5 separate regions of the Mus musculus genome follow, and all the other regions are linked to region 1. Evidence: chromatin loops called from intact Hi-C (ENCODE). Cell type or tissue: heart. All regions are shown on one strand.

Region 1 (5,000 bases):
AGCTTGCCTAGCTGAAGGCTTCCAGTGGAGGTCAGCCCAGAAAGCGCAAGACCCTGTCTCAAAGTACAGTGATGGGATGAGTGACCCACCTGTAGTCTCAAGGCTTTGAAGGGGAAGCAGAGGGTCAGGAGTTCAGTCATCCTCTTCTCAAGCTGATCTGCCCTTTGGGGGTAGAACAAGGGCTTTTCCTTACAGGTCAGTTAAGAACGCTCTTATTTAAGAAATATACAAGTAGGGGCTGGAGAGATGGCTTGGTGGTTAAGAGTTCAATTCCCAGCAAGCACATGATGTCTTACAGCGATCTGTAATGAGATCTGATGCCCTCTTCTGGTGTGTCTGAAGACAGCAACAGTGTACTTACATACATTAAATAAAAAAATTAAAAAATTAAAAAAAAGAAATATACAAGTCATTACTTGTATAACAAGAAGTTATACTCCTTTCTTGGTATACAAGTATACAGTTATACAAGAAATGAATAAGTAGCACTCGCCCAGGGTGCACCAGGCCCGAGGTTTAATTGGGAGTACTACAAATAACCCAGTGTGCTCCAGGCGCCCCCCCCCCTTATATATACAAATATGTTTATTTATAACTATAATTTTGTGTCTGTGGCTTATATATTAAGATACGGGCTTCTGATAGAGCCTGAAAGCCTAGCACTCCTCAGGCCCCCCAGACAGGGTCTCAGTGTAGCCCTGGCTATCCTGGAAGACCAGGCTGGCTTGGAACTCCACCGTCCCCCCACCCCCTGAGTGCTGGAATTAAATTAATTAGTTAATTAAATTAATTAAAGGCATGTACCACTACACCTGATTAATCGTATTAGCAGTTTTAAAGCTGAGGCAGGAGGATTTAAAAAAATAAAATAAAATTAGGGCCAGCCTGGGCTACAGATGAGACTGTCTCAAAACAATCATACAAACAAAAAAGAAATTACATGTATACTGCTTGTTTGTACACATGTTAAGTAAGGTCCTTCTGACTGTGTTCTTCCCATGCCCCCTCCAAAAGAGTCTAATCTCCGGCATGAATGTTCTTGGAGACAGGCCTCTTAATGCTAAGTGAGGTCATTGTGGGACCTGACCCAAATGACTCATAAAAGAGGAAGTCTAGAAAAGTAACTGCTCATAAGGGTCAAGTGAGAGGCAGACGGCTCTGCTGGCCTTTGAGGCCAGCCAGGGCTCCATAATGATACCCTGCCTCAAAAATAAAATAAACATAAAAAAAAATAAATAAAAAGAAGGAGAAGGAGGAGGAGAAGGGGGCGGGGGGGGGGGGAGGGGGAGGGGGAGAAGAAGAAAGACAACTAAGATATTTTCGTTAAACTAAAGGGCCAGAGGCCAGGAAGTGACACAATGTTTTCCCACCTCAACTAAAAGGCAAGAAGATTGACTAAGCATAAGGCAAGGAAGATGGGCGGGGCAGGTCACGGTCTGTGGACACTTTTTTAGTTTATTGTGAAGCAGTTGAAGTTTTGATACCCGTGCAGCAGCCATTGAAACGGAGGACACTCCACTGACATAAAACCCAGTAGCACACAAGGATGTGTGTACAATATTTACTGCAGGCTTCGGTGTTTCAGCAAAACCCTGGAAATAACTTGGATGCTCTCAGGAGGGCAGGAACATTCACGGTGACCCACTCAACTTTTGATATTGGAGCGAGGTAGTTTAATGTGAAAGAATTATGTAGTATATGGGCTTTGAGTAATGAGGGATTGCTTAGTAAGAAGAGTTCTTGAAAGTTCCCTCTCATGTGTCCATGGGTCCCTCATGTGCTACAACTTGGCTTTTGAGAGAGGGTCTCTCGTTGGGACCTGTGGCTCCCTGGCTAAGGTGTAGTCAGAGAGTCCCACAGACAGTCCTGTCTGCTGGCCCAGTGATGGAAGTCTCCAACATGTCCACAGAAGCTCACCACCAGCTCTCTGAAATAACATCCAGGAAAGAATTCCCTGTCTCTACAGTTGAGATTCAGACCTTCTTGCAGATGATGGGATTATGGGTCACTGGGTAACAGATCTGTGGAACTTGCTGGAAATCTGCCTGGTGAAACTTGCTGTCTGCCTCCTAGGGTGCTGGGGGCCGTCTTATCGTAGTTCCTGCAGGGCTGCCAGAGGGTGAGAGTGGGAGGAGCCTGAAGCTGGCTCAGCACACAGTCTCACACAGCAGGAGCCTGGGGCCCCAGAGGCAAGAATGGAGCCTGTCCAGGGTTGGGGGACGGGGCGGGGCGCACAGAGGCTCTAGGACATAGAGTACCTGTTCTTTCCATGTTTCTCTGCTGCCCTCTAATGACAGAACTCCATCACTGCAAAGGAAAAATATTTAAAGGGCCTAGAACTGTTTTCCATGGAGCAGTCAAAAAGGGTAAATTTGGAGCTGAGACAATAAATTGGTAACTGTCTTAGTCAGGGTTTCTATTCCTGCACAAACATCATGACCAAGAAGCAGTTGGGGAGGAAAGGGTTTATTCAGCTTACACTTTCCATATTGCTGTTGATCACCAAAAGATGTCAGGACTGGAACTCAAGCAGGTCAGGAAGCAGGAGCTGATGCAGAGGCCATGATGCATGGCTTCTTACTGGTTTGCTTCCCCTGGCTTGCTCAGCCTGCTCTCTTATAGAACCCAAGACTACCAGCCCAGGGATGGTCCCACCCACAAGGGGCCTTTCCCCCTTGATCACTAATTGAGAAAATGCTTTATAGTTGGATCTCGTGGAGGCATTTCCTCAACTGAAGCTCCTTTCTCTGTGATAACTCCAGCCTGTGTCAAGTTGACACAAAACTAACCAGGACAATACCACAGAATTACTCGTCATGGCTAAGAACTAGAAATAGGGCTGGTGAGATGGCTCAGTGGGGTAAGAGCACCGGACTGCTTTTCCGAAGGTCCGAAGTTCAAATCCCAGCAACCACATGGTGGCTCACAACCACCCGTAATGAGATCTGACTCCCTCTTCCTGGAGTGTCTGAAGACAGCTACAGTGTACTTACATGTGATAAATAAATAAATAAATAAATCTTAAAAAAAAAAAAGAACTAGAAATGACCTGGACATCCTCAAAATGATAGTGAAAGAACCTAGGTATTCTCACAGCGATAGGACCAATCAAGACTACTGAACACTCATTCTGTGAGGTGCTGGGGCAGACACTTTAAAATGTATCAATCAGCAGGTCACACCTGTGATCCCAGGCCTCCGAGACAGATGAATCTCTATGAGTTAAAATTAGCCTGGTTCAGGCCAGCCTGAGAGACACTGTGAGACTCTGAAAAAGAAAACACAACACCCCTAACAAAACAGCAGTACAAAAACTAAGAGAAAGTGACAGATCTATATCCATTATTCTGGAGGAATTTTAGGAGTGTTGGCTTTTTTAAATTTTATTTTATTTCTTTTCTTTTCTTTCTTCCTTCCTTCCTTCCTTCCTTTCTTTTTTTAAAGAAAGGGTCTCGTGTAGAGACCCTCCTAGTCTTTAACTCACTGTGTGACAAAGGTTGACTTTGGGTAACCTTGAACTCCTGACCCTCCTGATTCTACCTCCCTAGTATTGGCTTACAGGCAAATACCACACACCTCACCTGGCTTCTAAGGGCTCATAACTGTTTTTGTGAAGTGAAAAAGGACAGAAGAAAAGAAGGGTGTAGGGATAAAAACATCTCCAAGCGGGACCGGAGAGAGAGCTTATTGGCTAAGAGCACTTGCTGCTCTTGTAGAGGAGCCCGTTTCAGTTCCCAGAGCCCACGTGGTGGCGTATAACCATCTGTGATGACAGTTTCATGGGCTCTGTTGCCCTCTTCTGACCTCTGGGAGCACCAGGCATGCACAGAGCGCTTACACACTGGCCAAACACTCATATACATAAAGTCCTTTTTGGAAAAGTATCTTCAGGGCTGGAGGGATGGCTCAGCGGTTAAGAGCACTGACTGCTCTTCCTGAGGTCCTGAGTTCAATTCCCAGCAACCACATGGCGGCTCATAACCATCTGTAATGGGATCTGATGCCCTCTTCTGGTGTGTCTGAAGACAGCAACAGTGTACTCTCATACAATAAATAAATACATCTAAAAAAGAAAAGAAAAGAAAAGAAAAGAAAAGAAAAGAAAAGACTCTTCAACAGAGCCTGGGTCTGCAAAGAGCTTCAAGGTCTAGCACTTGTCCCTAGTACGGGGGATACTACACTAACAACCCAGTGTGCACCAGGCCCTCAGAATCACGGGGTTACCACACACGCAACCTCCAACAAAAACACAGGGAGGATGAACTGACGAAAGGAGACAATAAAAGACTTAGACTGGTTTGTTGCCTTCCTCCCAACTCCCTCTCTCAGAAAGTCTTGTGGGCCTTAGCCCCTCACCCTGAGCTATCCAGGCTATGCCACCATACCCCCAGGCCTTGTGGTTTTTATTTGCTTACTTGTTTATTTTGTGGTGTTGAGGATTGAATCAACATGTTAGGCAAGTGTCTAGCTACACCCCCAGTCTACTTTCTACTGGCCAAAAGGGAGAGTTGACTTACATGGTTAGCTACTGCAAGCGGATTCAGTTAACTAAGGTATGCATGTATGTAAAAGACATGCAAGACATGCTTTTTTCCTTTTTTTATTGCTTCTTTGTGAATTTCACGCCATGCACATCAATCCCACTCATTTCCCTGCCCCTCCGTATTTACTCTCTGCCCTTGTAACCTCTCACCAAAAAACAAATAGATAAGTAAATAAAAAACCCACAAAAAACCCAACAAAAACAAAACAAGAAAACCCAACCCAACCAAACCAAACCAAACCAAAACACAACCCCCCCAAAACCCAAATACCAAAAAACAAAAATAAAACAAAAACCCAACAAAAACAAAACAAAACAAAACACCCCAACAACAAACAAACAAATCTTGCCATTGAAGCTGAGTTGTGTCTTGACGGTACACTCTTTTGCCTAAACAACTTTTCTTGCAAATATTCATTTTAATGAGTCGGTCTGGTTGGCTTCTGCCATGCTATCA
Region 2 (5,000 bases), 96 kb before region 1:
TCAATATGCAGACCTGGCCGGCCTGAAAACTCACAGAGATCCGTTATTAAAGATGTGTGCCACTATATCTGGCTCCATACACATAACTGAAAAAACAAAAACTTAATTGTTTCTTAGCACAATCCAATCAAATTCCAAAATCCTTACACTGGCCTACAAGGCCCTTCAAAATCTCTCACATCACTAAAGCTCAATGTCAAACAGCACTACTTCCTGTAGCTCAGTCAGTCTCGCTACCAGCCTTTTGCTGGTGAACTTCTGCTTCAAGCCTCTGCGCTTGTTTTTCCTTCTTCCTAGAACTGTCCTTACCCCAGACTGTTCCAGAGCTCATTTCCTTCTATGCTCAGGTTTCTGGTCAAATAGACTTCTCACAAAGCCCTCCCCTTACCATGCAAAAGAAAGCCACAGCCTCAGCACTGTCACTGCCACCACCATCTCTTCTCGCTTTACTTTCCAAAGCTGTTGTCAACTTCCCAATGCTATTGCCATGACTTTGATAGTGGCTTCCACGTAATCAAGCTCAGAAGTACAGGTTTTAGTCTGGTTGATCCCACTGTCAGATCCCTACAATTTATGGAACAATAGCAGCTTGTGTTTTGGAGACAGGGTCTCACTATGAAGACCAAGCTGGCCTCAAACTCAAGAGATATACCTCCCTTTGCCTCCCAACCCATAAACATGTATGGCACCAGTTCAAACTCAATAACAACTTTTATTATGACCACTTTCTCCTCCCCAGTTAGTAGTGACTCATCTTCTATTGTAAAACATTGTATGTAAAAAACAGGTTACTGGTATGAACAAAGTAGAGAGTTATTTGCATAAAGAACGATAGACTAACTGTAGAAATATACTTAATTGGTAAAAATCACAACCAAAAATGGTGCTAAAAAAGTCTGCTTAGGATGGGAGATAAGATGATGTTCAAAGGAGAAAAATGATCTGAAGCGAGGTTAAAACACCAAAACTGTCTGTCTCTCTCTCTGGGTGAGCCAGAATGTCTTGATAAGGACAGAGATCCCCAATCAGATGAAGTTAATGGGCTACATCTTCTAAAAGCTTAATTGAGGCTTTGAAAAACAAATGATTTGAAGGTAAAACAGTACTATATCGACCTTTACCGGGACCTCGTACATTCCCCCAGACCCCTGTGTCATTACAGATAACTACAGGGAAAAAAAAAAAAAAAAAAAGGAAGCCTAAAAGATTAAATGGTTAGACAACCAAGAGACAAGAGGTTTGGTCTTCAAGGACTCAGGGAAATGACTTTACTAAAAAAGATCTAGTTTTACAAAGAATAAAAAAAGAAGAAAAAAAGAAAAGAAAAATTTTATGTTTTGAAATGCGGTCTCACTGTGTATCCCTGGCTGGTCTGGAACTCACAATCTGTCCTGATCTGTCGTCAACTGCCTACAGAGCGCTGGAATTAAAGGCCTGTGCCACCACGCCCAGCGTATTCGTGTTTCCTTGTAAACTAGAAACTTCTTAACCCCACGATCTCTATTATTGCTCTGATAAGAGCATCAAAGTCAACTTCAATGACTAAAGGAGTTAGGGCTCAACTACGTTACATAAATTTCATTCCAATTAAATTTGGTAAATTACAAAAAGCAAGGCATTCTGGAGTCCGATGCGCAGTATTAAGTACTAAGTAGCTAATGTGCAAAATATCCAAAAGGCCTTTTAAAAAGTGAGAGGAAAAAAAAAAAACCCACAACCAGTCAAGCAGTAAGAATTTTTAAGTTCAACTCAAAGTAAACAAGCAAACAACTGCGTTAATCACAGTTAATGCAAACAATGGAATGCAACTGCAGAGTTCTCTGGAGCGGGGAAGGGCTGCCAAGCTCGATTTTCTGGCTGCTCTACTTCAGCGAACCAATTGCACCAAGAGTTCCCGAGCTCCGGTGGGATGTGCCGGGTTGGGCCGGGGAGAGGCGCGCGGGGACTGGTTCTGAGCAGGGCCGGGCTCCGGCCGGCGGGGACCGTCAGCAGCGCCGGGCAGACAGCAGCGGCCGCGCCAGGCACGACCCCGCTTTTGTTTATGGAGGCGAAGGCGGGAAGGGCCGCTCCGCAGAGGGAAGGCGGCCTAGCCCAGCCCGCGGGGCCGCCCCGTAGGGCGCGGGCTCACCTTGGACATCATCTTCTTCAGCTGACTCTCGGACACCGCCATGGCGCGCTCCTCCGTCCCCACAGGCAGAGGGTAGGCGCCACGGGGCCGCCCCAGGCCGCCAGACAATCGCCGCCGCCGCCGCCCCGCCCCTGCGAAGCAGGAAGCCGGCACGTTGTGCTTCCGCTTCCCGCGCGTCACTTCCGGGGCCGCTGGTCTGCGGTGCGAAGTCGGGCGAGAGATCAGGTCCGGTCCACGGGTGCCCGTGGTGCGGTTGTTTGCAAGCCTTTCGCGGTCCCGAAGTCCCGGCCCTCTCGCGAGCCTTGCCACCCGCTGCGGCTCGGAAGGTCCTGGGCTCGCGTCGCTCACAGAACTAGCTCGTGGACACTCTAGACACTTTTAGGTGACTGCGCCCGAGGCACCTCTGATTATCACATCCGTTTTTGTTACTGCAGTTTAAACGCTCGAAAGCCCTTCATGTCAAGTTCGCAAGGGCAAAGGAGATTTTTTTTCCCCCGTTAGGAAGCTATGCGGTAATTTTCTCCTCTGGATACTTTCCCCTAACAATTCCAGTGTGCCCACATAAAGATTAGACAGGCCGCAGTCTGCCTTGCTTGAGGGCAGGCTTCTTTTCAGATTATAAAGAATTTACCCCTTCAAACTTCTGAGTTTGAAGCCTCTCCAGTGTTAATCCCAAAAAGGCAAGGAGCAAGATCATGGACCCAAATCATCATAGCCAAATTAATTAAAGCAAGCAATTAATTAAAACCTTTTAATTTGTGTACAGGAAGTCAGCTTTGGACATAGGCTAGAAAATTGGTCTTATAGCTCAGGGGTAGGGAGTTTCCAAATGGGTGATTTGGCAGGTACATAGGCGGGTTACAGGAACAGAACAAAATGGCCATAACACATCTTGTGAAACAAAGACGTGGTTGCAAGGGGGTCTTAACAAGGTACTCATGACAAAGTGACCATGACAGGTGGTTATAAGGACAGGTGGTCATAATAACCTTTTGAAACAAAGGCATTGGGTGCCGTATAGAAACATTTGAAGATAAGGTTACAGGTGGGGCATAGCCCAAACCCTTGAGAAACAGATTTAATCATAAACAGGAACGATGCTGATGGCTTTCAAGCCTAAAAATGGAGACAGGCTGGCCTCATCACCAGCCCAATTTTCAGATCTTAATTGCCTTGTAGAATACAAGAGGTGATACTCAATCTCAATTGAGTTTCTATTTCCAATAAATGCTTGTTAGAGGGGCTGAAGGGATAGCTCAGCAGTAAAGAGTACTTGTTGCCCTTGCAGAGGGTTAGGGTTAGGTTCTCAGTTACAGGGACTCCTGATAGCCTCCATGGGCACCAGGAATGCAGATGGTACACACACATCCAGTGCAGGCAAAACACTCATGCTGGTAAAATAATCTTTAAAATAAAAAGCGACATATTAACCATCAATTCTTATTACTTTTTATTTTTTAAAAAAGATTTATTTATTATTATGTCTAAGTACACTGTAGCTGTCTTCAGACACTCCAGAAGAGGGCGTCAGATCTCATTACAGATGGTTGTGAGCCACCATGTGGTTGCTGGGATTTGAACTCAGGACCTTCGGAAGAGCAGTCGGAGCTTTTCCCCGCTGAGCCATCTCACCAGCCCTCTTAATACATTTTATAAATACAATCATCTAAAGTATAAAGCCTAGTATAGACAGCAGTGAAAGAGAATACATCTGGGTGATCTTAGTATATAATCAATTCCTTTCTAAATCCAAGGTCACGGACGGCCTAAGGGAAAGTGCGTGGCAGGTGTCAGCATACTCTATCTTAAAAGGGAACATCAGCCTTGAGTAACTTTAGCTCCAGTCAAACTCCAGTCTAGCCTACTACCCACTGTTTCAGTTTAAAATCACGTCTTGGCCCTGGGGAGAGGGCTTAAGGGGTTAAAAGCACTTGTTCTACAAGTCTGAAGGCCAGACTTCAGGTTTCACAGGGTATTCCCACCCATGACTGTAGCAACATCTATACTACCAGCTTCAAGAGGGGTGAAGAAGGATGGCTGGGGCTTGCTGACTTCCGGCCTCACAAAGAGGTAAGCCCCAGGCTCAGGAGGAGACTGTTGTGGGGTCCTCTTAAATTCAACTTAACTCAAATGCTAGGTCAGTGCAGATGACAAAAATTTACTTTTTTGTCAGGGCAGCAGAGCATACTTGGGAGTGGACACTGAAGAGATGTTGAACAGCTTATTTAAAGGATGAAACCATAAAGCAAGGGGGAGTGGGGTGGGCTATAGCATTGTCCAATCATATTTTGACACAATGGGTTGAGCAAGGGAGTTTCCGTCAATTAGGATCAAAGTTGGTCCCTGGGCCTGGGAACATGAACTTAGTTTGACCCTGTCCGAAAGATGGAGAAGTTGTCCTTGAGATGTCTGGACTTAGACAACTGTTTCCTTACAACAAAAGCTGTTCAGCTGTTGAGAAATCTTTAGCTTCCCTGGGGCCTGGGACCTGGAATTTAGTTTCTATGGTTAAATGGAGTGTGAAAATGCGATGGTAGTCCGTACAGTAAATTTCTCTGGCTTGTTGCCAACAGGATGAGTGATGGAGGGCACTGAATGCCTTATGTCTCCCTCTTTTTTTTTCTGGTTTTTTGAGACAGGGTTTCTCTGTATAGTCTTGGCTGTCCTGGAACTCATTTTGTAGACCAGGCTGGCCTCGAACTCAGAAATCCACCTGCCTCTGCCTCCCAAGTGCTGGGATTAAAGGCGTGCACCACCACTGCCCGGCTCCCACGATGTCTTTAAACATAACTGAGAAGCACTCATTTTAAACTTTTCTTAAAGCTACAGCTTACTGAGAAGTCCCTTTAACTAGAGCATCTCTACACATGTA
Region 3 (5,000 bases), 300 kb before region 1:
GGCGGTGGTTGTGTTGAGGTAAAACAGAGGGCTACGACGTCTATCCAACTCATCCCAGCTTTTCCCAAAACCCACAGAAATGTTGCTAGCTTGAAATAAATAGTTCTTACTGCCCAAAGAAGTACATTGGAGCGGGTTTTATCCCAATGGACTCCCATCTTAGCTCTGTTGCTGTTTGTCTTTGTTTTTGTTTTTTTGTTTTGGTTTTTTCAAGACAGAGTTTCTCTGTAGCCCTGGCTGTCCTGGAACTCACTCTGTAGACCAGGCTGGCCTCGAACTCAGAAATCCGCCTGCCTCTGCCTCCCAAGTGCTAGGATTAAAGGCATGCGCCACCACTGCCCAGCTTTTTGGTTTGTTTTTGTTTTTTGTTTTGGTTTTTTCATGCTGTTTGTCTTTGGCTGTTCAAAAAGCGTGTAAGAAGAGGAGAGGTGATCTCTAGGGAGTGCGTCATCATATGACAACGGTCACCATAAGAAGCTCTCTCTGAAATGGTCCAGGGGAACTTCTAAGGTGTGAAATGAGATCGCTTCCCTTCCTCCTTTCCCCTCCCTCTGCTTCCGATCCTTTCCTTTCTCTTGTGTTCTCTTTTCCTTTAGAGACAGCCTATGTCTCTGTGTATCCCTGGATGGCCTGAAACTCACAATCCTTCTGCCTCGGCCTCCCAAACGCTACAGTTACCACCGCAGCCACAGTTCTTGCCTAGCACAAAGCAATGGGAGAAACTGCTCTCCAGGCAGAGAGAGTGAGCGCAGCTCTGTTCTGAGTCCACCTGGATGTCCAGGATCTATTTCCCCCAAGCAGTTCTCAGCACTCCTTCAGAGGTAACAAGGGGAACGTCTCTGCCACAGACTGCCACAAGCAGGATGATTGACACTCTGGTGGCAATGGACACACTAGGTTTAAAACCCCTACCTCCTCTCCAGGAACAGGGAAGAGTGCTATCCACCATGGTGCTTATGCAGAAAAGCTGAGGGAAACGCACGAGGAAGTCCGTGGAAAATGCTCATTTATTATCGCCCCGCCCCCTGCCCCCTCTGCTCATTTACTACCGCCCCGCCCCCCTGCTCCTCAGGACGGTGCCACAAACAGAAGGAAGATCTAAACTAAGGACCAGGAGAGTGAGCTGCACACTGAAGGAATCAGATCCAGCTAATGATAAATGGGAAATATCAAAGGTAGTGAGTTAGGGAGAAAGGGGAAGCCTAGGTTCTCTTAACTTTCATTGTGAGGCTGAGTTGTGGTGGCACACACCTTTAATCCCAGCACTCAGGAGGCAGAGGCAGATGGATCTCTGTGAATGGGAGGCCACCCTGGTCTACAAGGTGAGTCCAGGACAGCCAGGGCTCGGTTACACAGAGAAATTCTATCAGAAAGAAAGAAAGAAAGAAAGAAAGAGAGAGAGAGAGAGAGAGAGAGAGAGAGAGAGAGAGAGAAAGAAAGAAAGAAAGAAAGAGTCTGACTGACTGACTGTCTTTTGTTGTCTTATGGCTGGTGGGCTATATTTCCCTTGATGACAGTTTCTTGTCTATGTCTCAGCCTCAATAATAGACCTATGTCCCAGGTAAGTAAGTCACTGTCTCCTGTTGACGGTGGAGCTGCCTTCCACCCGTGCCATGATCTATTCCTTCTCAGGTAAATAAGTAAGTGTGTGCTCAGAGCTGTATAGTGGCTAACCTGGGCTAAATTCTGCTCTTCCAGGGGTTTTCTAAGTAAGATAGCTTACGTATGCTCTTTGTACATTGGTTTCCTTAAAGGGTAGTAGTGACACCTACGCCACAAGATTAATTTTAATGTATGGAATTCATTTCCATACATTATGCTCCTTGGACAATGCCCACTCTGTGTGGCAAACTTAATTAGCCTTGTTTGCTGTCTCTGTGGGTTGTCACCTGCTGCCCCGGTTTTCCCCCTCCGCACCTTCCCTGGAACCAGATATAGACGTGAACTGCTCATCACTCTCCACAAGGGGGCAGTAGAGGCCTCTTCCCCACTTCTATTGGGGAGTCTACATCTTTGACCTACAGATTTCACCTACATTCCCGTGGAAAGACTGCTGTACAAACATTACAGGATCTGAGATTTGGGATCCTCACAGAAAAAGGTCAACACTGAGCAAAAAAGCTACAAACTTCTCAGGAAGAGCTACACCGCCACTCTATGGGGATTTTACAAGCATGTTTGCCCTTGATTATGTGGTCCCTGCTCAAGTAAATTCTTAAAACTCAGAAATACAACCTCCAGCCCCCATCCTTGAAGCCTACCTTGACCAGCTTCTTTCATGAACTGGACCCATCTTTGGCTGTCAACTCCCAGGATCAAGATGCAAAGAATGATGGCAATGGAAGGCTTCATCCTGCTATAGGGCCAGGAAAACAAAGATGAGCATGCCATTTCGTGGGGTGGAGGATGCTTCTGCAGTGCTGAGCTATCTATCCTTGCACACTGGTAACAAACCCCACTGGATTTCATACATAAACCCACACACATACAAACAAAGATTATAGGTAAGGGGATTTCAGGGAACTCTCTAGTTCTCCATTTCCTTGTATTTCATTAGAATCCCACTATCTAAGGGTTTGCAAATGGACCATTAATATAAAGCACATTGCACTCCAATCATGCCAGCTGAAACCCAACTGTAAAGGAAGTTTCCAGAGGGCTATGTGGGGGCTTTCTAACCAACATAGCTCCCTGCATTCTATCTGTAGAAGGCTATTGCACCCTTCCCTGAATTCACACAGAAGCACACTACAAGTTCCATGCAGAAAGCATAATATCCAGTGAATTCTAACCATCTAGTGGATTCAGGATAGAGATAGAACATTAAACACAACAAGCAAATGCTGGCGGGGAAAAGAATCTGCAAAGAGGAAATGCTGGAAAGTTCTGGCAACTCACCTCGTGCTGCGAGCTCCTTCTGGGACCCCAGGTGAGTGGCTTCTGTCCTTTGCTGAGGAGATGTGGCCGAGGATATCTATATATACTGTCACTCCACTAATGGAGCAATCCCTGTTTGATCTTGCATAATCCCACTTACCCATAATTTCTCTTTCAGAAGATAACTTTTCCTTCATGTACATCTTCTTTCCCCAGATTGCGCCATCTAGGCATTTCCAGAAATGTGGCCAGTTAGGACTTTCTGAAGTCTTCGCCATCCTGGTTGGAAATAATCAAGACAAATGCTTTATATCCAGTTTCTTGGGGGGGGGGAGCAATATTAGAAAGAAAAATATGAATGTGTGATAAATCATGGGATCCAATCCAAAGGCTAAGCTAATGCCCTTTCAAAGCTCAGTTCAGGTTTAAGCTGGAGCCTTAGGGAACAGGAGGATGGGAGGCAGAAGCTGGCATTTAGCACCCAACGCTGCGGAAGATCTCCAGACTCCAGTATACTCCATATTGCTATGGAAGGTCAGGGAGCAGACGAAATCTAGAGACTTTGATTAACCAGGGACACTAAACAATAAAACAATTTGCTTCAAAGTCACAAAGAAATAACACACCATAAAGATGAGGAAGGCTCCCTGGATGCTAAATTATCCTAACAATGGATTCAGGCAGAAAGTGGCAAGAGGAGACACAGGAATGCTGGGAAATGACATCAGGAAACAGCTGCTAGAGCCAGAAAAGCAGCTCTAGGTTTTGCCGTGGGAGTTTATCTTATAAGAAAGCCATTCAGACCATGGTCTTCTCTCCTTTACTATCCCCACCCCTTTACGCAAAAGAAAAATTAAATGTATTGAGTTCCCTAGAGAAAGAAGGACGGTATAGCTGCGACGTGGTAGGTGTGGTGAAGGTATCACATTTGGCCTCCTGCTCTAAGAGCCCTGGGCTGGAAGCAGAGGAAAGCAGAGGGGCTAAAAAGAGCCCACCCAGGAGGCAATAGCTCAGGGGTGTTCCCCAAGTTGTTTGCTACCAAGAAGAGAACTGTGGCTATCTCGTTGGAGATACAAGTTGATGTAGATAAACCTCGTAAGCTGGAAGGTGGTGAATAATACCCGAGAAGAAGAAGTAACAGCCTAGAAAAATGAGCGTGTAGAACTTTCAGTCATACTACAGGCCAGAGGATGCTATGGTGCTGTGGCAGACATTGATACATGTGACGCAGGATGGAGCAGACCAAGCGTGGACACCATGTTAGAGAATTGTTGTCATACATTAAAGCCTTGAAAAGAAAAAAATGCCTCTTCCTAGATTTGGCCTTTATTTTGGTTATTTTGAGCTCTGTGACTGAAAGGGAAAAAAAACTGTTCAAAGATTTTCGTCCCTTGGTCCTCAGCCAAGACACTGCCCAAGCTGCCTTTGGCTTAGGAAAAAGATTCTTCCGTGGCTGGCTTGGCTCACGTTGTCCTAGCAGTAAGCAGCTACAACTTCCCACAAGCCCTGGTTGCAAACCTCTTTGGGGAAGTGCTTCACAGAGAACTGTGTGTGAAACCTGCCGCCTCCTTTGTTCTGACTTCCTAGGCATAAACATTTGGTTCCGGGATTATGTATTGACTTCCTCAGCCACTTTAGACTCAAAACTCACCTCCCAAGTATCTACTTTTTCAAACCCCTCTCATCCCCCCTTCCCCTTCCTCCTTCCCCTTTCTCCCCCTCCTCCTCCCCGTCTCCCCCCTCCCTCTCGTCCCTTTTTAACCTGGCTTTATTTTATGTGTATTTTGCCCAAATGGATGCATGTGACCCACATGAATGCCTGGTGCCTGTAGAGGTCAGAAAATGATGTCAGCGCCCCTGGAACTGGAGTTATAGATAGTTGTGAGCTACCATGAGTACTGGGAATTAAACCCAGGTCCTCTGGTAGACCAGCGAGTGCTTTTAACTGCTGACCCATCTCTCCAGCCCCAACCCCCTTCTTTGATAGAAGGCAAGTGAGTATTTTTCCTACACATTAAGAAAAGCAATTTGCATGGACTTTTTCTTTACTAACAATGGTTTAACTAATCCGTTGAGAATTCTTTTAAGCTTTTTATTGATTCTTCGTGAAATCTGAAGTGCAC
Region 4 (5,000 bases), 170 kb before region 1:
TCCTCTTCCTCTTGCTTGCTACTTGCTCTGGTGTCTCTTAGAACTCACCTTCACTTTTTTCTTTTAAAAAGTTAAATTTCATTTCTCTTGTTCTGACTTTTTTAAAAAAATAATTTTAACTATATATAGGGGGAGAGAGACTCTATGAAGGTCAAGAGGGTATTGGAACCTCTGGATCTGGAGTTACAAGCTTTTGTGATATTAATGGCAGAGCCATCTCTCCAGGTCCAACTGTTTGACTTTTTAATTTTTTTAAATTTGCGCTCTGCTGAGGGACTCAGGCCTTGGTGTATGCAAGACAAGTGTCCCTGTCCTGGCCACACTCCTAGCCTGTTGTTTGTTATAAAAGAGATCACAAGGGATACAGACAAGCGAAAATAAGGGGGGGCTGTGAGCTTCATTCCCTCTCACATGATCCCTGCATATCCAGCACCCTGCAACCAGCTTGTTCAAATCTTGCTCAAGACTGTAATAGACCTTAATCTGCAGTGAACACATCCCTTCCGGGGAGATGGGTGAGCAGGGTTGAAAGTCACAGTTCTTCCCATCACTAAGGAAATCAAAGCAGTTGCAAACTCCATTTCACATCCTATCAGTGGTGGAGTACCTTAAGATTCACATACGGTTGATCGGGAGCTGGGAGAGGAACAGGAACTGGCCTCACAGCTTAATGAGACCTCTAGAAAGACGTTTAAAGGCAGAGGGGGTGTGTGAAAACAAGCAAGGGCCCTGATACTCCTTGGTAAGGCTAAACACAAATGCCTGCGGGATGGCATGGGAGAGGGCAGATATGGATGTAAGCTGGCAAGCCATCAGAAGCTGAGCCGCACCCCCCTCCCCCCATGGTTTGGGAGATGGAAGTGGGGCAGGAGAAAGGCCCATCTGATAGGCTGCTATGGCGGATAGACCGGCACGGTGCTGGCATGTGCTTTCACACAATATTTACTGAAGGCCTGTTGCTTGCCAGGAGTTGTTCCCGGCGCCGGGAACAGCAATGAAGAAAGTGACCAGGGTTTTTTCTGAGTCTCACAAGTTTTCCGGTGAAGGAGGCGGAGGATCGATGCATTTCGGGCTCCTGCTTCTGAGGCTGAGGAGCATGTCGGGTTGGCCTTTCTTTGGGGTGTCGCAGCACACGTGGAGCCACTCTTGCAGGGACATCGTGCTGCGCGCGCCGCCCCGGTCTCGGTGGCGCCTAGCCCGGCTGGACGCCCGCCCCCGGCCCAGCCTACACGTGGGTTCCCGCACGTCCGCTGGGCTCCCACTCTGACGTCAGCGCGGAGCTTCCATTTAAGGCCCCGCCCGCGTGCTGCTCTGCGTGCTGGAGCCACTGTCGCCGAGCTCGGGCCACGCTGCTTCTCCTCGCCAGTCGCCCCCCCATCGTGCACTAGCGGTACGGTTGGGCCCCACGCTGCCGGCACAGGGGGTCCCTATCCGGGGTGGAGGTGCAGGGTGTTCAGATTTGGGCACGCGTGGGCTACTGTGCTTTGGGGAACTGAGCAGGCGGCCCCACCCAGCCTGGGGCGGCGAGACCCGTGTAAAGAGGACTAAGGGGTGGCTGGCCTGAAGGTTGGGAGCCACCGAACGGGGGCGAGGGAGCGGTGCGAAACTTGAGCTCCCGTAACTCGAGCCCATGGGGGCCGAAAAAGCCTTGGCACGTCCGGGGCGGGTGCTTCGGAGCAGCCGTGCGGTTTGCATTTTCCTTTGCGTGGGCTCGGTGGAGTGGTTGTTTCCTGCAGATTATAGGGCGCTCTTGCCCTAAACGCATTTTGTTAAGAGGCTCGCTCCTGGTGTGACTGGGGATCGTGCTAAGCGCGCTGCGTGCGGAGAGGAAGCGGGAAGAGTCGCAGTCCTTCCTCTGCACCCTAGACGGAAGGAGGAAACCTGTAGCTGAGAGGCCTGCGACACCCATCGGGTCGTAGGTGGGAAGTAGAGGCACCCTGTCCTAATAGAGCACAGACTTGAGGTTTGCGTGAAGTAGATTCTCTGAGGGAAGAGCCCCACGCCCTGCCCCCAGTCAGCAGAGACCTCACAAGGCTGTCTAGAAATAGCAGCGGTTGTAAGGAGACCGGATTCCTGCTTGATGGCCCTAGGCTGCTTGCCCAGAGATCTTGTCCAGTCCTTTTGCACTTTGGAACGATTTCAAAAATAGACATGGTGCTTGCTGGGAAAGGTGGCCATCGCGGGGGTGGGAGTGGGCTCCAGGCCTCAGGCCCTCCGCAATTGTATCCCCATTTTGGAACTGAAGAAATTTCCCTTAGCGGCCACATCCTGGGTAATGAGGCCCCGCCCTGGTGGGTGAAGGCCCTAATCCTGTTAGTGGCATTTGAGATCTCACTCTGGCACCAGGCTAAGGTGGCTGCCAGCTCCACTTCACCGCGCTTGTGCTTTGGGCTCTAGTAAGGGCCAAACTTTGACGCCGAACTGCCTGCCAGAGGTCTCATCCATGGCCAGCAGTCGCTAGACCTATATATATGACACCTGATTCTGAAATTGCGCACGCGCACTGCCTTCCCCCGCCTGCCAGTCTTCTGGATCTGGGCTGGTCATACAACTTGGGTTCTTGCGGGGGTGGGGGGGTTAGGAAGGAAGCTTGCGCGTGCGCAGGCTTAAGCACGTTGCTATGCCTTGGGGTCGCACCTTGTGGCCGTTATTGGCGCCCTCTGCTCTTGATTTTTGGTACTTCCTGGAGCAACTTGGCGCTCTACTTGCTGTAGGGCTCTGGGTGATGGGAGAAGAGCGGGAGGGCAGCTTTCTAACCATATAAGAGGAGATACCATCCCCTTTTGGGGTTCATCAAGATGAGTAAGTCCTCAGGCGGCTACACGTACACGGAGACCTCGGTATTATTTTTCCATTTCAAGGTGAGAGCCTTCCTGGTGAGAGCCAGACCACACCCTGGCGCTGGCTATTCTTGGTTTTCCACTTCTGTTCTTTGTCACATTGTCACTTAATGGAAAAGGAGTCCAAAGGTAGCAAAGTCAGCGTTTTTTTTTTTTTTTTTTTAAATACAGGGACTTGGTGAGTATACCTTGGGCAGGTTACAATGACACACGGTGTATACCCCTTAGGTCTCAAAAGATTCAAAGTCCAAGATGGCAACCCTCAAGGACCAGCTGATTGTGAATCTTCTTAAGGAAGAGCAGGCTCCCCAGAACAAGATTACAGTTGTTGGGGTTGGTGCTGTTGGCATGGCTTGTGCCATCAGTATCTTAATGAAGGTAAGTGGAGATCCTTCATGGCCCAAGCCTATGGGTGGGGTGTGGGGGAGAGGACATCCCTACATTGTCACATTGTATGTAAAACTATCAAGGTTTGCACACACTCAGTCATCTGTGAAACATTTTGCAACATAATGATACACAAGAAAGGGATTATCCAAAGTAACTGACAGCCGGGCGCCTTTAATCCTCGCACTTGCGAGGCAGAGGCAGGTGGATTTCTGAGTTCGAGGCCAGCCTGGTCTACAAAGTGAGTTCCAGGACAGCCAGGGCTGTCTCCAAAAATAAAATAAAATAAAATAAAATAAACCACCAAAGTAACAGCGTCAAAGTATATACCTTTTCTTCTACTTTCTCAGTTACATGAACCTAGGGCCTCCAACATGCTAGGTAACCATTGACCTATATACCCAAATCTAAAGTGATTTTTGAATTGGAATTTATATGTGCATATTGATTAAAAATTAAAATCCTACTGAATAGGTTGTCTTGAACTTCTATTCAAATCCCACTGTTTCCTGGGGTATATAATTTTCCTTTGGAAAAATAACTGAGCACACCCATGTGAGAGGGTAAATTTTTGGTTCTCGCTTGCCTTATGGGTTCTGGAGATGAAATTCAGCTCAGCAGACGAATGCAGGAGCTGATTTCACACACACACCCCCAAGCCATCTCGGATCTAATTTTCTTATCAATCATAGGGCTAAAATTTAATTAGTTACAACTTTATCACTGAATTAGAAAACACTTTGAGGCAGGGTAAGTCAATGTTCTTGATTCATATGTAGTCCAAACTAGCCTTAAACTTGGAACAATCTTCCTGGGTGTTGGTTTATACGTCTGCAACATCACACCTAGCTTTGCAGAATACTATTATTCTGCAGGTATTAACTAAGACAGGGCTCCTGTCTATAAGTAGTTGTTTGTTTGTTTGTTTGTTTTTCTCCTTCTTGGAGACTTGACTGCCATTAAGGGCATGCATCGATATTCCTGACTTGGAGTGTTGCTTCTTTAATTGAGTCCTTCCTTCCCCCCACCGCACGGTCTCATGCTAAGCAATGGTCTACTCTGAGCTTCCTGCCTAGGCCTATTTGAAGCCTTGGTACTGGCCAACATTGCCCGGCTCCAATGGAGGGCTTGCAGGAGAGACACGACACGGGGCCTTTTGGGGAGCAATGAGAAGAATCAGAATTATTTTCCCATTTAACTAAACCGTTTGTCTTTTAGGACTTGGCGGATGAGCTTGCCCTTGTTGACGTCATGGAAGACAAACTCAAGGGCGAGATGATGGATCTCCAGCATGGCAGCCTCTTCCTTAAAACACCAAAAATTGTCTCCAGCAAAGGTTGGTTGTGGCCAGGTTCTCTTGCTGTCAGACTTAAGTTCCTCCTCGGGCCTGAACCTCCATCTCTATAGCTCTTTCAAAGACAGGAGGACCTTGGCTTACTTATGCACTGGTTCTCAGTACGTTATCAAAGCTTTGATCGCTAGCAGAGGATTTTAAGTGGAAACCTAATTTGCACATATATGGAAATTCTCTGAATTAGGACATGAGTAAGCTCCAAATTTACATTATTTGTTTCAAGTGTGTTTCAAGGCTAGGATGGATCCTGGGGCCGTGTACCCGCCAGGCCCAAGCTCTCACTGCAGAGTGACAGCCCCAACCTTGCTGCCCTGTGTCACATATAAAACAGCTGAGGACTTGCCCCCAGGGCCTGCCCAGTAGATGTTCTTGGCTTGACCTTTTACACTTCATTGGCGTGAGCCAGGAACCCACGGTTG
Region 5 (5,000 bases), 53 kb before region 1:
ACAGAAACTCTAGGGCTAGTCTGAGAAATGTTTTGGATGCTGGGGATGGAAATCAGGTCCCCAGCTCTGTGGCAGACCTGTACTGCCAGCTGCCAGGCAGGGTGTTTCAGCTGCCTTCAAGACAATCCCGAAGGAGTGAGGTCAGGACACTGTACTATGGGGCTTTCTCCTAGGACTCTGGTTTATGAAGACCTTCCTGCCAGAGGCTGGAACATAGCTGTACTTAAGAAACTAGGCTTTGGGCTGGAGAGAGAGATGGCTCGGCAGTTAAGAGCACAGACTGCTCTTCCAGAAGTCCTGAGTTCAATTCCCAGCAACTACATGGTGGCTCCTAACCACCTGTAATGGGATCCAGTGCCCTCTTCTGGTGTGTCTGAAGACAGCTGCAGTGTACTAACATACATAAAATAATATTTAACAAAAAGAAAGGAAGAAACTAGGTCTCCTGCTCCTTACAGGGAGGGACAGCAGTACAGCTCAGGGAGACGGTGTCTGAAGTGTTTGAGGATTTGGACACCTGGAGGAAGCTCTAAGGAAGAAAGGGCTCACTCTGGACTAGTGCTATCAGAAGCAGACACGTTTCAGTGACTAACTTCCCTGTGAAGGTTGTATGTAAGATGGGTACACTTGGAAAAAGGAAGGCTATAACCAGCAATGACTGACAAAGCAGCCGGGGCAGCTGGTCTTAGCCAACAGGAACCTGTTTGGTATTTCCTTGTTCTTGGTTCAGTTGTGTCTCACTTTTCCATGGGCTCAGCGACCTTATCTGTTGTTAGTATTTTGTGGGATGGCTTCTATCCAACAGAGGAATGAACTGACCTAGCTCTGAGGCTCAGGGCAAATTCTATCAGTACTGAGCTTAGCTCTATGATAAGCAACTTGTGTGTGTGTTTGAGACCACACTGACCCAGCATACCTCTGTCCATCCTGAATGAAGCTGTTGCATTTGGCGAACCATGTTACCTCTGCATCCGTCAAGGGGGAAATCCTGAAGATCTCGTCTGGTCCTGTGGATGTGGGCCAAAATGTCTGAGCAGTCATGCAGAGGCCCCTTGAGGTCCAGGTCAGCCAGCAGGGTAGCTGAGCTTGGGGCAGCAGGGGCCAGAAAGGTTATCCTGGGGGCATTTAAGAGGAGAGACTGGTAATGTGTCATTTTGGCATTGGTGATGGACAGGCTTTGCCCCAGTGACAGTTTGTTAGCATCTTTGACCAGGAGGGCCATTTGTGATGATTTGCAAACAGTTGTTCCTGGGTCTCATTTCTGTGACAGGTAGGCCACTGGCTTGTGCCAGGGCCAGAGTCTGAGTCAATACCCCTTTCGGATCCCAGATCTCTCGTTCATGAAGAGATGGAAGGGCTTAGTCACTTCAGGCAACCCCAAAGCTTGTGTAGAAATTTCTTTCTGGTTTCAGAGAGCCACTTCTGACCTTCTCTTAATATATTTCCCCCTGGATCTAGGGAGGTCACCTGTGGTTGGCATAGTAGGGCCTTCTTAGTGGAGGATGGATGGTCCAAATATCCCTGGGCCTCCAAGAGGTCTGGGACTCCTCTAGGCATTTTTTGTTCCTGTTGCTACCATGAAGTCATTTATAAGCTGTTGAAGAGACTTTATCTTCAGGTTTTAGCAAGATAGAGTGTTGAGCTCTGTTAATTATAAGGAAGCTGGTGGGTTCCCCTCTAGTTTTAGGGTTACCCTGGGCATCTTTTTCTTTTTCAAGTGGGGGCATTTTTTATTTTTAGGGTGGCCCCCCTTACCTCTTTTTCTAGAAGTCATTTGTTTCAGACATCTCTTACACAGGGAGGCCACTAGCTGGCACCAAGGCCTGAGTAAGCAGGTTGGTTTCTGAAGTCATTTGTTTCAGTACTCTGGTTTGGCCATGGCTGCCAACAGGATCTTTGCCAGGTCCTGGAGTCTCTTGCAGTCAGTACTCTTAACTGCTGAGCCATCTCTCCAGCCCCACACTTAATCTTTTATTAAACATTTTTCCTCCTGGCATTATCATTAAGTCTCTCAGATTCTTTCTCTTAACCTCTCAACTCTCTGGATGTTTGTTTGTTTGCTTGTTTTTAATATCTGATTCTCCCTGGTTGATAAAAGCTAGAGCTACTGCAGCTTTCACTTTGGAATGTCTCTATGACACTCTCTAAGAAAGCTGCAGAACTTTCTGTCTCTAATATCTTATTTATCTTTGGCCAAATTGGTGGGCTGTCTTACAGCCCCTTTGAGACCTGCCAACAGAGACTGGAGGTAAGACTTAGAGTCCCTCTTTACCTTTAGTGGTGTTGAAGTCCCAATCTGGGTGGGTTTAAGGGAAAGCCAGCCTCAATAGATGCCTGGTTGCTAGTGAGTTCCCCTGGTTCCTGCTCTCTCTCTCTCTCTCTCTCTCTCTCTCTCTCTCCTGCAAAAGCTACTGGCAGTCATCCCAAGTGGGCTGATGGGTAAAGAGGACTGTTTCCAGTAGATTAATTACTGAAAAGGGGGAATTCTGAGTTCTTCAGTTATAAGGTCACTAGTGGCAAAGGGCCAAAAGTGATGGGTGGGGTTGGTTTCCTTGATCACCAACTGGCCCTGCTGTTTGCAAAGGTAGGACAGCGGACTCAGGCTCAGAAGGCAGCCCTCAACCCCGCCCCAGAGGCTTTGTGTTCCTGCAGCAGGTCTCCCCTCCCCAGCATGCTGTGGGGCTGCCTGGGACAGAGCTGCTGTTTGCCTGAGGGGTTGAATAAGGTGGTGGTGCTGCCTGGTGTCTGGGGAGAAAAAGTTTTCCTCATGGTGACAGAAAGATTTTGTCCCCTAGTTTTAACATAGTGAAGTTGAAGGCATCTATCCCATGTTAAACGTCTGTCAGAAAGTTGCCCCTTAGCATAGGCAACAAAGACAAAACACGAGAAAAATTCCAGGGACTCTGCACTTCAACACGCTACCTGAAAACAACCAGAAGGTGGCGCTCATATACAAGAAACTCATCCCCTCCTCTCAGATAGAAACAAAAGTAACCAGATGGTGGCTCTCTGAGCCCACGCCCACCCCAGACAGGGACTCAGAATGTCCTCTGGTCCCATGTGGCCATGGCCCCCTAGCACGCCTGCTTTAACCGCTTTTGGCCACAAAGGCAGATTTAAGACTTTTTTTTTTTTTTTTTTTTCCCCCAGAACAGAATTACAGATGTGGCACCACTCAGAGTTTATGAACAGACAAAGGCATACATAAACACATGGACAGACTCACAGACTCAGACAGATATTATAGGTATTGAGACTCTTCCCCGGGGGTCCTGGAGGCCTTGGAGTTCCTGGCCAATGCACCAAAATGTGCCAGGAAACATTCATGAACCCCCAAAAGATCACCGAGGAACTGAATCTGATGCAATCACATTAGGGTCCCACACACTGTCTCTGACACAGGAGAATGGGAAGGGGTGCCTGAGGCCAGTTTCAGGCAAACATTTATAGAGGCAGGAAGGGGGTATCTAGCCTGGTACGCATCTCACTGGGGGACATAATGCTCTTTAACATAGTTGGCTGGTGCTGGGAGCCAAGCCATAAACTTAAGCTTCTGTTTCCCTCCTGACACGGTTGTTAGGCAGGGTCAGCTTATAATCTGGAGGTGCAGATTTGTTGGGGAATAATCTGGAAACTGATGTTTGGTACTGGCCTGTTAGTTAGCTTGAGTTCAACCTTAGATCAGGTCCTCTAAGATGGAATCTGAACCTAAAAGGCTTGGTCTCTCGGGAGTATTTTGCTGAGTGAGAGAAGTTGGTCTGAAACTCTCTTTTGAGTCGTTCTGTGGTTTAGGTATCGGGGCGACTGTTGCCTCATAGGACGAGTTTAGCAATCTTCCTTTTGTTTGTATTTTGTGCGATATACTTTGAGGAGTATTGGTATTAGCCCTTCCTTGAAAATCTGGTAGAACTCTGTACTCCGTGCTAAAACCATCTGGCCCTTAGATTTTCTTTTCAGTTAGGAGACTTTTAGTGATTGCTTTTATTTCCTTGGGGGTTATAGGACTATTTAGACAGTTTACATGGTCTTGACTAGGTTCTTACTTGTTTGCAAAAATCTGTGTTACAGAAGATTTCTTGCCATCTACAGAGGGTTAGGATTAAGCACAAAGCAAATGCAGATTCAACAAAATGAGACCTGGTGAGGTTCACTGTAAGACTCTTTGTTGACATTTGTTTGAGGTCCTGGGAATAAACCACAATACTTTGTGGGGAAAAGAAAAAAGAAAAAAACGGGAAATAGGTTGAAAAATTGTTATGACATACCTTATTGTGTGTATGAATTTGGCTATTATCTTACCAGAGCCCACGTGTGGATATTAGAAAAGAACACGTAGAAACTGGTTCTGCCTTTTCACAATGTGGGCTTTGTACATAAAACTCAGGGTTGATGACAAGGTGCCATTACCCCAGCTTCAGGTATTTTTTTATGTTCTGGTGATCTCAAACTCACTGTACGACTGAGGTTGAACGCATTTCTCATTGACTACCCAGTATATGTCATGATTAGAGGCCAAGACCCCTTGAGTGAGCCTTTACTGTACTCATTTGTATTTCATGATGCCCTAAATGCATATTTAATCTGTTTCCTCTGGGAAACCTTGTGTTCTCAGGGGACATTTTATCCTGCTTGCTTGTATTGACACGCTATTTCTGACTGTCTCTGTCCCTCTCTCATTCTCTTTCCTTGTCTGTCTCTAAATCTCTCTGTATCTCTGTGTCTCTCTTTTTCCTTCTCCTTAATTTTTTTTCGAGAAAGAGTTTCTCGGTGTAGCCCTGGCTGTGCTGGAACTTGCTCCATAGACCAAGCTGACTTCAAACTCACAGAGACAGAGCTGCCTCTGCCTCTCAGGTGCTGGGAATAAAGGCCTGAGCTACCACTGCCCAGGATCCAGTTTCTTTGGCCTCTGCAAAGACACTGGACTCTTGGTTTTGGAAAAAGCCAGAGAGACAAGGAAGCATGGTAGATTTGACCAGTGCATTTTCTATTGAAAAGTATCA

What was found. Peaks named below come from ENCODE experiments on the same cell type or tissue, not always from the same donor. Only the 100,000 strongest peaks of a DNase experiment are listed, where the experiment ranks them.
Region 2: a loop joins it to region 1, with 2.6 times the contacts of the local background. A loop is called at or near these places in 5 of 42 quality-filtered maps.
Region 3: it touches region 1 in a loop (7-fold over the local background); 4 of 42 quality-filtered maps call a loop at or near these places.
Region 4: a loop joins it to region 1, with 4 times the contacts of the local background. A loop is called at or near these places in 6 of 42 quality-filtered maps.
Region 5: a loop joins it to region 1, with 7 times the contacts of the local background. A loop is called at or near these places in 34 of 42 quality-filtered maps.

The regions. Positions count from the first base shown.
Region 1 is chr7:47,013,695-47,018,694 of GRCm38, forward strand. No RefSeq gene overlaps it. Among named protein-coding and RNA genes, the nearest start is that of Gm32031, 7.6 kb to the left of the region's middle. In heart, CTCF peaks have their summits at 374 (motif pointing left) and 2,298 (motif pointing left); DNase peaks (open chromatin) are centred at 1,077 and 2,197; H3K4me3 peaks cover 422 bases; H3K27ac peaks cover 1,536 bases.
Region 2 is chr7:46,917,693-46,922,692 of GRCm38, forward strand. It overlaps Tsg101 (tumor susceptibility gene 101), which reads right to left and starts at 2,277. Exons shown (of 10, transcript NM_021884.4): 1 at 2,129-2,277. The coding sequence starts at 2,170. In heart, a CTCF peak has its summit at 2,047; a DNase peak (open chromatin) is centred at 2,279; H3K4me3 peaks cover 2,815 bases; H3K27ac peaks cover 1,718 bases.
Region 3 is chr7:46,712,749-46,717,748 of GRCm38, forward strand. Saa3 (serum amyloid A 3) reads right to left here and starts at 2,928. Exons shown (of 4, transcript NM_011315.3): 1 at 2,899-2,928; 2 at 2,262-2,356. The coding sequence starts at 2,352. In heart, a CTCF peak has its summit at 1,965 (motif pointing right); no DNase peak of the experiment used is centred here.
Region 4 is chr7:46,844,528-46,849,527 of GRCm38, forward strand. It overlaps Ldha (lactate dehydrogenase A), which reads left to right and starts at 1,277. Exons shown (of 8, transcript NM_010699.2): 1 at 1,277-1,390; 2 at 3,069-3,218; 3 at 4,446-4,563. The coding sequence starts at 3,093. In heart, a CTCF peak has its summit at 2,666; DNase peaks (open chromatin) are centred at 1,284, 2,014 and 2,184; H3K4me3 peaks cover 3,206 bases; H3K27ac peaks cover 2,953 bases.
Region 5 is chr7:46,960,479-46,965,478 of GRCm38, forward strand. The region is part of intron 1 of Gm39012 (a long non-coding RNA gene); the gene reads left to right. Among named protein-coding and RNA genes, the nearest start is that of Uevld, 4.5 kb to the left of the region's middle. In heart, a CTCF peak has its summit at 2,933 (motif pointing right); DNase peaks (open chromatin) are centred at 2,603 and 2,963; H3K4me3 peaks cover 428 bases; H3K27ac peaks cover 1,281 bases.